Regions from separate parts of the Homo sapiens genome. Here regions 1, 2 and 3 are each linked to region 4. A link is a contact called in ENCODE Hi-C or POLR2A ChIA-PET data. All regions are on one chromosome and are shown on one strand. The core of a region is the stretch at or near the end of the contact, and the rest is flanking DNA. Distances in the headings are between cores, read along the strand shown. Region 1 overlaps RPAP2 (RNA polymerase II associated protein 2). Region 2 holds the start of HFM1 (helicase for meiosis 1). Region 3 holds the start of BTBD8 (BTB domain containing 8). Region 4 overlaps TGFBR3 (transforming growth factor beta receptor 3).

Region 1 (2,712 bases), core at 176-2,675, 510 kb before region 4:
TGGCCAGGCTGGTCTCGAATTCCTGACCTCATGATTCACCCGCCTCGGCCTCCCAAAATGCTGGGATTACAGTTGTGAGCCACCGCACCGAGCCTTCAACTCTATTTTTATAGATGAGGAAACCGAAGTTTTGAGAGGTTAAATGACTTCCTAAGATCACATAGCTAACAAGTAGTAAATCTAGGATTCGAATTAGGCCAAGCCCTTTCTATATCCTGTTGCCTCTATTTAGTGTTAGAAAAAGACCCAAAAAAGTTGCAAGGATACCACCTTTGCTTAATCCCTTTCACAGGAACTCAATATACTTTACAAACTATTTTCTTCTCCTTTGTGTAATTTTTCTAAGAACTAAACTCAACATTGTTTCTAGATCTTAACTATCTTAAAGGAACCTTAAATACCTTCCCTCATCCCCAATCTATAAAGAATGGTACCTGACACTGAAATAAACTAGATTCAAGATTCGATATAAAATTCCAGTTTGTTTTTGCTAGGTGCTGTTTTAGAAAGAATGAAGCACCAAGTTACATTGCTCTTTCTTTTCTGTCCTTTCTTAGATGAAATCCAAATTTCTTTCGTTTGAAGAGAAAGTGCCATTTCTCTTCCAGCTAAGTATTTTCTATTATCTTCCCACAATTTTTGTTGTCCTGAAGATAGTTGTGAAAGCTCAGTTTACAAAACAAAAATATGTAACCATCCTAGTTAAAGAATGCTTGTAAGCTGTTTCTTTATAAACATTTTCATCTTACTTTCACTAAGGTATAAATTAGATGATTGGTTTTCATTTTAGCAAAGTAAATCTAAAACTAGAAATAACTTATGCCAAAGAACTTAGTGGATATATGTACATATTTATATATATGTGCATATATATCACTTGGAATATGTATGTTATATGTAAACCAACAGAAGCAGCAGGTATGGTGAGAACTTTTCAAATCTATTTTGAGACATGTCAAACCCTGTTTCAGAAAGCTTTTATTCTGCATACCAAGCAACAGAGGTGGCTGTTCAGGAAGAGGTTATAGTTGTTCTGCAGAGGTTTTTGGCTTCCGCACCTCTGAGATTCTACTGTTTACTGCCAAGAAGCAACGTGTGAAATCCCCTACTCTGGACCAGATGATGGCGCTTTTAGCTCTGTCAGCATTAACCATTCACCCCAATTTCATCTTTAAAATCATAATTTGATTTTCCACATTTGTCCTTCTTAGATTTAAGATTTTAGATTACAATGCAGGAGACTTCCCACCTTCAAAGGCTTGTCAGAGCCTACATTTAGCCAAACAGGATTTATAACTGCAACTATATAATTACCTATGTGAGCACACTGTCTCAGAGCATCAAAACTCTATGTGGTCTGTTTCTGGCCACCAAGTGGGTGAAAAATTTCTAACTCACAAGATGAGAAGCATCACAGTGCGTCACGACCCAGACCATTCTAGGTCAATGTTTTGTCTCTAACAGGGTATCAGGAGACATTTTGTGAGAACCACTGTTAGTCTCCATGACATTACGGATCTACTCCAGATATTTTACATACCTTAAAGATGAGGAGCTAGAAAACCTCCAAGGCCCTTTCTGACTCCAAAACCTTATAAAAGTATGGAGGTAGAATTTATGAATTTGTCTAAATCTTAAATTTATTTAAACATCTATACCAATGAGGTAGTGAGCTTACTGTGATATAAAGATATTACTCTTATAAATTCTAAGGGATATTGTTTGGTTTTGGTATTATAAAATCTGGTAAATAAATTTACACAAGCATACCTTGTTTAACTGTGCTTTCCTTTACTGCGCTTTGCAAATACTGCATTTTTTACAAATTGAATGTTTGTGGTAACTGTGTCTGCCAGTCTGTCAGCACCATTTTTCCAACAAAATGTGTTCTCTGTGTCACAGTTTGGTAATTATCATATTTCAAACTTCATTATTATCTGTTATAGTAATATGTGGTAATTTTTGATGTTACTGTTGTAATTGCTTTGGGGTACCATGAACCAAGCCCACATAAAATGTCAAACTTAATTGATAAATGTGTGTGTTCTGACTGATCCACCAACCAGCTGTTCACCCATCTCGCTTCCTCTTCTCAGGCCTCCCTATTCCTTGAGACACAACAATATTGAAATTAGGCCAATTAGTAACTTTACAATGGAAGACTCACTGACATTGAATACTGCTTTTCCTTTAAATTTTTTTTTTTTTTGAGACTGCAACAAGACAAGACCTCTGTCTCTCTGAAAAGCTAATTTCTATTTATTTATTTATGATTTTGAGACAGAGTCTCGCTCTTCACCCAGGCTGGAGTGCAGTGGCACTATCTCGGTTCACTGCAACCTCTGCCTCTCGGGTTCAAGAGATTCTCGCACCTCAGCCTCCCGAGTAGCTGGGATTACAGGCGTGAGCCACCATGCCCGGTTAATTTTTGTATTTTTAGTAGAGACGGGGTTTTGCCATGTTGGCCAGGCTGGTCTCAAACTCCTGACCTCAGGTGATCCACCTGCCTTGGCCTCCCAAAGTGCTGGGATTACAGGTGTGAGCCACCACACCCAGCCTTTTTTTTTTTTAATTTATTGAGATGGAGTCTCACTCTGTTGCCCAGGCTGTAGTGCAGTGGCACCATCTCAGCTCACTGCAACCTCTGCCTCCTGGGTTCAAGTGATTCTCCTGCCTTAGCCTCCCAAGTAGCTGGGATTACAGGTGCATGCC
Region 2 (2,774 bases), core at 204-2,703, 400 kb after region 4:
TGCTATAACAAATTACCATAGGCTGGGTGGCTTAAACAACAAACATTTGTCACAATTTTGGTGCCTGAGAAGTCCAAGATCACAGTGCAGGCAGATCCGGTATTTGGCGAGGGCCTCCTTCCTGGCTTGCAGATACCGTCCTCCTGTATCCTCACATGGTAGGAAAAGAGCGAGCTAACTCTCTGGCCTCTTAAAAGGGCACAATCCTACTCATGAAGGCTCTACCCTTTTGAGTTAATTACCTCACAAAAGTCCCACGTTCAAATATCATCACATCGGGGGTTAGAATTCAATGTATGAATTTCAACACATTGAGGGGTTCACTATAACAAATGCACTGTTTCGTTATTTTCCTCTATGCAGTCTATGGAAAGTAACTTTCCTCTCCAGTATTTTTGAGAGGAATGATAATTCAACCTTTCTATTAAGAATAGTTTATGCAGTCAAAATGTTATTTTCTCCAAGAGACAAAGACTTGTTATTTTATCAGTATCCAAATAACTGGCTCACCCAATTACTGGAATAATTTTACATTTCAGAGAAGGTGAAAGAAATTAATATTCATGAGCATTTACTGTGTGGTAGGACTACTGCAAATATTATTTTATTTAACCCTTGCAGCAGTATCTAGGAGTTAGAGCTTATGAGTATCACTGAGGATGCAGAATTAAGACTTAAAGGTTGGGTCTTTTCCAAGGTCATATAGCTAATGAACAGTAGAACTGCAAGAAAAAAGAGAACAGGAATAGGGCAGTCAGACAGCAGTAGGTTGGCCCTAGATGTCACAGGTGGGGGTTTCCAAAGGAAAGATAAATGTCTCTGTAAGAAAAGCATCATTGATTCGTTGCTATTTTATCATCTACAAAACATTCCCTGCCAAATCTTCAGAGGACAATTCTAAAGAAACTTAAAAGGATAATTTATAGTTTGTTCATGTTTACAGCCTAAGAACACATTATTGCCCTGTTTTTATAAATTCATGTTGGCTAAACACATTTAAATATCATTGTGTTTTAGAATATTTATTTCTGAAATTTAACTTTATTTCTGAATCAAGTTCCCCAGTAATACCGACCTCATGAGTGCCACTGTGATATTTTATAAATAATATAGGTAAAACACTTTTTAGGTACGAAGAGACCGGAAGTCCCAGAGCTGAGGCCTGGCTAACTTTGATGAGAAAGGCAGGTTGGGGTATGTTTGTGGAGTGGTGGTTGTGGGGGTAGAGAAGCAGGTTAGCTTAGGGAAAGGGTACCATTTAGTAGACCCTTAGAACCCAGGATTAGGAGCTGTATTTAAAGAGAATAGACACAGTAAACTGCAAGAGATATATTCAAAACCAGTTATAAACTTTCGGAGAAAAAAAGGTAGGAAGGGAGAGGTTGGGGGCTTGGGCGATCCATTGCTTGGAGCTCGGCTTAGCCAGGCTTGGCGGTCCTCAGAGGGGCTGATAAATCGGCGCTCGACTGGCCTAGGAGCTGTCCGCAGGGAGGTGAGGAGAGGGGCCCGGACGCCCGCGGGGAAGGTGGGGACGGGGGCCCGACGCCCGCGGGGAAGTGGGGACCCAGCCGAGCCGTCCGGGCAGCGGTCGATCTCTAGAGCCGTCTGCCGGGCAGGCAGCGGACGGGCGCGGCGAGTTGTTGGTCACCAGGCGTCTCCAGGCCGCCGGCCCGCGCCAGCGCCTCAGCCGCATTTCCAGTCAGAAAGCGGTGAGGCCTGCGGCGCGCTCGGGCGCAGGGCGGGCCCAGCTCCCCGCGAGGTGGGACCGGCTGGGCGTCCGGCCCGCCCCTAAAGTCGGCTGATTGGTGTTCGGTTCCTGTGTCTTGTGTTCCGGTGTGTGGCGCCCCCTGAGCGAGCGCTGGGGGGGACGTACCCATCTGTCTGAGCCGCGGGTTTCACAGCGGTGGGAGGAAACGGGACCCGGGGGGTGGAGTGACGCGCCCCAGCGCCCCGTTCTTGTGCCACTCTCGGGGCCCTAAGGCCTCTGCCTTGGATTTAGGATATTCTCCTTAGGAAATCCACAGAGCTGTTATTTTGCTTTAGGTGCTGATTCGGTCCCCAGCCGGACCCTTCCAGCCAGCCCTGTTGGTGCCTGGGGAGAGGGGGTGAGATCTGGGGCTCCGACAATTGTATGGTCCTTTCCCAGGCCGAGCCTCGGAGTAATTTGTTCCCGTTGATTTTTCCTTCTTTGTCAGATTCTCTGCAGTTATTTGTGACGGTCGGTTATTCCCGTAAATGTTGGTCCCTACTTCTTCCTTAACTCACAAAAATTTCTAGCAAATCAATAATTTTTATCTGAGTTTCTGTACTTTTAAAATAAGGAGTATGTTTCTGAGTAAAAATTGTAAGAAGTAATAGGCCTGCAATTTTATACAATAAGTTTATACAATAATTGTATACAATAATTTTATACAATAAGTAAAGATTACAGAAGACAAAATGGTGAATTGTCATTAATATAACTAAAGATTAATTGTATCTAGTTGTATTAATATTTAACTAGAGATTGTCATTAATATAACTAGAGAAGGTCGGCACCGCAAATTATGTAGACTCAAAAATAGCTTAAGTATTTTAACAGTGATTATAGCAGAGCAGACACTTAAAACTACCTGGGATGATATTGTTTATTGTGTTTGGCAATCTAATTTTGTGCCACGTGCTGAAACTAAAACTTTAATAATAAATAATAGGAACTTAAAAAATCTGAATCTAAACCTAGAACTTTAATTAATTTAAAATAGCATCCCCTCACATCACAAACTCATACTGAA
Region 3 (2,700 bases), core at 170-2,669, 280 kb before region 4:
CGTCTCTACTAAAAATACAAAAATTAGCCGGGCGTGGTGGCGCGTGCCTGTAATCCCAGCTACTCGGGAGGTTGAGGCAGGAGAATGGCTTGAACCCGGGAGGTGGAGGTTGCAGTGAGCCGAGATCGCGCCACGGCGCTCCAGCCTGGGCGACAGAGCGAGACTCCGTCTCCAAAAAAAAAAAAGTAGAATGCTGCACAACTTTTAATTATTAGTAATTATGTTTACCTCAGTGGTTCTCATAGTCACCCTAGCCAGCAGCATTAGCATCACTTGGGGCCTTGTTAGAAATGGAAAATTTCAGTGATGCCCACCCAAGTTTAAGAATCAATGTCTTGCTGGAAATGTAAATTAGCTAGGTCATATTTCTAAGCTTCAATTTCTTTGTAAGCTGAAATTACTTTAGCTGGATTCCCAATAACCCGAGAAGGATATCCATGAGGCTTACAAAGGTTAAATGTCAGGAAGACCCTCCATTTGCTTTGGTCCTCACAGGAGCTGAGAGTTGCTGGGAGCTACAGAGAGCTCTAGGTGGAGAGAGGAATCCAGGTCGCAATCAGGAAGCATTTCTGGTAAATTGTTTAAAGAGACCTCAGAAGAGACCTCCAAGACTATAGTATTGTTCTTTCCTCATTTCAAATAATCGTTTTCCTAATTTTATTATTTTTCTTAAAATAGTATAAGCTTATTTTAAAAATTGTGTAAGTTTCAGGACCTGGATCCACCCGACCTTAGTGATTGGAAACAACTAAGCGTGCCTGTGTTGAGATATTTCTAGCAAACTAGTGCTGCACACGACTAAGCTTTTTTTGTTTTCCTTTTGAATCTGGTACATGGTGTCGAGGTGCTCGGGATTGTTTATTCAGGGCGAGCGAAGCCACTTTTCGGAATAGTGGGGAGACTGGCTAACGACCCGCAGTCGCCTGAGGCGAGGAGAACCAAGTGCTGAGGGAGGGGGAGGCAGAGCCGAAAGAAGCCTCAGCTTCGGGGCGGAGGTGGGCGATTTAGGAACTGAAGCAGCCAGAGTTCCCGCCTCCTCCTACCTGAGCAAATCCTGGCTGAGCTGCTCCGACACCGTCGCCTTCAGCCGGCGCCGCTCACACGGCCCCTTCCTTTGCAACCCCTTACTGCAAACTCCAGCGGACCCCAGAAGTACCATGGGGGCCGCACTGCCTTCCCCACAGCGAGCCATGTCTCACAGAGGTACGACGCCCTGGAGGCCCAGTACTTGGCCTCACTTGCCCCGCCCAGGAGGAAGAAGGGGGCGTTTCCGACCGAACGCTCGGCTCCTACCCAAATCCGCCCCCTAGGGTAAAAGGTTGACGCCTCTCGTCGGTTTGTAGACAGTCTCCCAGAGAAGCCGGACCGCGGTGGGGAGCCTCAGAATCCCAGAACCGAGCCGGCTCTTGACCCAGGAAGAGCGTGCGCAGGCGTACTCGCTCTGTTTACTTCTGCCGGCGGGCACCCCGCCTCCCATGGCTCAGGCGCGGACCATCCCGCGGGGCAAACCAATCCTCAGGCTCCTTATCCCCTCCCCTCTTCTTTCCCTTCCGGTTGGTGTTCATTCATTTCAATGTTTTACTGAGGCTCGAGTTCAAATCAGCACATGCAGCCTTTCTATGCTGTGTCTTCCTGACAGGTCTACACTTTTTTCCAACGAAAGACTGGGCGAGTCACACCCCCTCACTTACCTGGCTTCTTAACCCTGAGGTATAAATGTTTGGGGCAAGAAAAATTGGCGATGGGAGGAGTAGGGGAAGAACTTCATAAACTGCCAGTCAGAACAATTCTGAGTTCAATATAAGAGATACTTACAGCATCTAGAAGGCCCCATCCCCTTCTTATCCAAGGAGTGGCTCATACAAGCTTTTGGACTTGATCGGAGAAAGCACAGGGCTTTGCATATAAAGCCCTAACATTTATGACCAAGAAGGGAGAAATAGGTAAGGGGCAAAGTCTTTGAGCAGTGAAGTGATGGATGGATGAAATATAGAATTCTCTTTTGTCCCAAATAAAGTAGCAAACTGATTATCATTTAAGGTTTTGGTATTTTTTATTTGATTACTGCCTCCAAAATAAGGAAACTCAGTAGTTCCGCTTCGGGCCGGGCAAGTCCCATCTACTTGGGAAGCGAGGCGGAATGATGGCTTGAGCCCGGGAGGTCGAGGCTGCAGTGAGCCATGATTGCACCACTGCACTCCAGCCTGAACAGCACAGCAAGACCCTGTCTCAAAAAAAAAAAAAAAAAAAAAAATCTGTTTCATTCACAAACTCTACACACAAGGTGAAGAATAGTAATTGCTTGGAAAATACATTGGCCAGGTTGCGGTGGCTCACACCTGTAATCCCAGCACTTTGGGAAGCCAAGGCGGGAGGATCACTTGAGCCCAGGAATTAGAGACCAGCCTGGGCAACATAAGGAGACCCTGTCTCTACCAAACAAAAAAAAAAAAAAAGGAGGCGGGGAGGGGAATATATGGACTTTGTATTTGTACCATAAGATTGGCCAAGAGGTAACCATTTCTTCAGATAATGCCCCCTCTCAAATATTCAGACATCTTAATTCTGAAAAATATAACTGGATAATTGATTTTTTAAAATTAATTCCCAAATGCTTGGATGGATAATTGATTCTTAATTATTCCTGTAGAAACGAGGGGTGTCAAAGATAACATAATAGTAGCTTATATTTGAATCCTT
Region 4 (2,700 bases), core at 85-2,584:
CCTGACTTCAGTTCAAACAAGACACGACACCCGGCAAGATTTTGAGATCAGATTTCTCGAGTAAGCCAGCAGGGGAGGATTAAACTCAGCTCACACTTTGAGTCCAAGGAAAAGTTAGATTTCTTTGGGAGCTACCCTTAAGGAATCTTGTACTCGTCACATACCAGATGCCCAGAATGAACTGAAATATCCAGATTGGGAGGCACCAGTGAGGATTGTCTCTGGAGGTGAATCCATATGGACATTACTGCCAGGAAGCACTTTTCTGAAATACACATTCTACCTCTGTGTGGCTCACAACAGTTTACTTATAGTGGGTTATAGAGTTTCTGTGAGGCTTTGGATGAAGTATCTGCAACATGCCTTTTCATGATAGAGTATGGTGTGAAGTGAGCACGCGTGTGTGCTTATGAGCATTGTTGCTTTCAGGTGTGTTCTTTCGTCATCGTCCACGCCCTGGTTGATCCTTACGTGGTAACACAGCTTTTGCTGTGCTGCTGATAAGGAGCATCATCAGAGCATGTCACTCACTTGGCTCTTGACTGCAGGGAAGAGATTGCGTAGGGAAGACGGGATGTGGGTTTTCAGCCGTGGCCACAGGAGACACTCCCAGCCTTTTGAGGCTGCCGGTGAGGGCCTACAGTAGCAGCTCCAGAGCTCACAGGTCACCACAAAAGTGAGCAGATGAGTCAGATGGGGTTTCGGAGCATGTTTTCCTGGTTTCCAAGCCTTCGTGGCTGGGAGGTGCTATACTCGGGCCCCATGGTGGTCAAGTGAGAATCTGAGCCACTGTGTTAACTCAGGCACTTGTGCTAGAGCCTGTGGGGTGGATCATGCTGTTCCCAGGTGGAAGCCTTCCTGAATGGAGCTGGCCCTGGCATTGTGCAGACAGATTGCGGAAGGAACCACTATGAGGCCAAGGGGGAAGGATGGGAGACAGGTTCATGAGCTGGCTGTGGCAGAGGGAAAGGGACAGGAAGGCTAGGGCCTGACCCAGAAGTGGCAGGATGAGGCTGGGGCTGTGGTGTGCCAACGGAGAGATAGAGGATTGTCCTGCCACCTGGAGAGAGGGGATTGGCCAGAAGAGTGTCCGGGAAGAGAAGACAAAAACAGATTTGTGTTTCCTGCTTTCTGTGACAGTTGAAGGTGGGGAAGCCCCAACTGGGACTTGATTCTTAGCAACCAAAAATGCCACCTCCTTCATTTCATGGTTGGTGTTTTTTTTTTCTGCCCCTTTTAGTATAAGAGTGAGGCTTTGGCTCTCAGGTAAAGAGTGAAAGCAGGAAGTCTGAGACAGACAGTCCCTTATTGGCACAAAGCCCATGCAGCATGCATCACCCCATGGTTCTTCCCCATTTCTCAGCGATAATTGAGTGTCTGTTTTGTGCCAGATACTGTGCTGGGGTGAGGCAGGCAGCAGCAGACAGAGTGGTTGGGTTCTGTTCTTTCGTGGTGTTTGCAGTCTTTGGGAGCATGTAGATGTGAAACCAATAATTGCACAAATAATTATGTACATCTCATCACAGGAAGTGCTGTGGAGAGAAACGGAGAGTACCATGAGAGTATGAAAAAATACAGATCTAACACAGTGAGGGAGGTTTGGGGAGCTTCCTTGAGAGATCAGTAGAATGAGCAGGAGTTTGTCAGGCCATGGTGGTGGGAAGGAACAGAAACGGTGGGGAATGTGTTCCTGGAGGAAACCTTGCTATTCAGAGGCTCCTTTGGGACAAAGGTTGGCACTTCTGATGAAATAAAAGAAGGCAAGTACATTAATTAGGGTAGGTTAAGCTACAAATGTCAGAAAACCCAAAATAACATTGGCTTATATAAAAAAAAGAGTTTACATTTGTTTCCTATTAAAAAAAAAAAAGCAGTTCAGAGCTGATCCCGTGGCTCCATGTTCATCAAGTACCCAGGTGGCTTCTCAGTTGCTGTGCCCTCCTCAGCATGCTGCTTCTGTCTCATGGCCCCAAAGGCTTGCTCTAGTGCTGCCTGTTACATCCACATTCCAACCAGCAGTCAGAAGGAAATGGCAGAAGAACTGACCTCCTTCCCTTCATACAGGAAGCTGCCAGCTGCTAGCGGGATTGGGAAACATAGCTTTCGTTCTGGGTGGCTGTGTGTCCAGCTGGCACTTGAAGAAAGGAGAATGATGGCTATAGGGAGACAGTGAGCACTTCTGTGCTTCACCAGAATGGCCAAAACACGGGAGCAAGTGTCCGAGGAATGAGAGACGGGGCCGTGGCAGGAAGCAGGGCCAGATCTTGGAGGGCCTTGTAAGTCACGTTGAGGTTTTGGGGCTTCATCTGGACAGCAGAGATGGAGTGATAAGTCTTTTAAAGCAGAGAAAAGCAGGATCAGACTTGGGTTTTTCAGATCAGTTTGGCTGCTCTATAGAAGACATTTTGGTGGAGATAAGAATTAAGAGCATCTTGCAGTAATCAGGGAACGAGAGACGATGGTGCCCATGGAGATGGAGAGGAGGGGTCAGAGTTGAGTGGCCAGAGAGAGAATCCATTGGGTGAGGAGAGGGAAGGGGTGATGTTGGGGCACCTCCCCCAGGTTGGTGCCAGGTGTACGTAGGAAGAGGCTGGTGCCATTTACTTAGGGAGGGAATGAAGGAGGAACAACAGGCACGAGGGGTAAAGATCCTGAGTTCTGCATGTTGAGATTGGGTGTCCATGAGACAAAAGTAGATGG

Evidence for each region. A loop is a pair of places that touch in the nucleus more often than their neighbours do. ChIA-PET counts read pairs that join two places held with the same protein, here RNA polymerase II (POLR2A). Pooled maps may share reads with other maps.
Region 1: a pooled map shows a loop between it and region 4 (3-fold over the local background). The contact joins two enhancer-like sites. A Hi-C loop is called at or near these places in 1 of 168 maps with a recorded cell type or tissue (CD4-positive, alpha-beta T cell) and 4 of 50 pooled maps. POLR2A ChIA-PET finds 5 or more read pairs at or near these places in 1 of 52 experiments (AG04449).
Region 2: a pooled map shows a loop between it and region 4 (6-fold over the local background). The contact joins the promoter of HFM1 here to the enhancer-like site in region 4. A Hi-C loop is called at or near these places in 4 of 50 pooled maps.
Region 3: a loop to region 4 is called in a map of naive thymus-derived CD4-positive, alpha-beta T cell, with 11 times the contacts of the local background. The contact joins the promoter of BTBD8 here to the enhancer-like site in region 4. A Hi-C loop is called at or near these places in 1 of 168 maps with a recorded cell type or tissue (naive thymus-derived CD4-positive, alpha-beta T cell) and 7 of 50 pooled maps. POLR2A ChIA-PET finds 5 or more read pairs at or near these places in 1 of 52 experiments (GM12878).

The regions. Positions count from the first base shown.
Region 1 is chr1:92,314,609-92,317,320 of GRCh38, reverse strand. All of the region lies in intron 6 of RPAP2 (RNA polymerase II associated protein 2), which reads right to left. It also overlaps a transcript of GLMN not described here. Among named protein-coding and RNA genes, the nearest start is that of RPAP2, 17 kb to the right of the region's middle. Within about 2 kb of position 1,425, at least 3 of the 41 ENCODE cell types and tissues checked have a DNase peak (open chromatin) inside an H3K27ac peak, as active enhancers do; they include CD4-positive, alpha-beta T cell, where a contact is called at or near this core.
Region 2 is chr1:91,403,516-91,406,289 of GRCh38, reverse strand. HFM1 (helicase for meiosis 1) reads left to right here and starts at 1,453. Exons shown (of 39, transcript NM_001017975.6): 1 at 1,453-1,492. RefSeq lists a silencer at 1,479-1,858.
Region 3 is chr1:92,079,064-92,081,763 of GRCh38, reverse strand. BTBD8 (BTB domain containing 8) reads right to left here and starts at 1,419. Exons shown (of 18, transcript NM_001376131.1): 1 at 1,044-1,419. The coding sequence starts at 1,192. RefSeq lists an enhancer at 1-146.
Region 4 is chr1:91,802,710-91,805,409 of GRCh38, reverse strand. All of the region lies in intron 2 of TGFBR3 (transforming growth factor beta receptor 3), which reads left to right. Among named protein-coding and RNA genes, the nearest start is that of TGFBR3, 82 kb to the left of the region's middle. RefSeq lists an enhancer at 1,375-1,644. Within about 2 kb of position 1,334, at least 16 of the 41 ENCODE cell types and tissues checked have a DNase peak (open chromatin) inside an H3K27ac peak, as active enhancers do; they include CD4-positive, alpha-beta T cell and GM12878, where a contact is called at or near this core.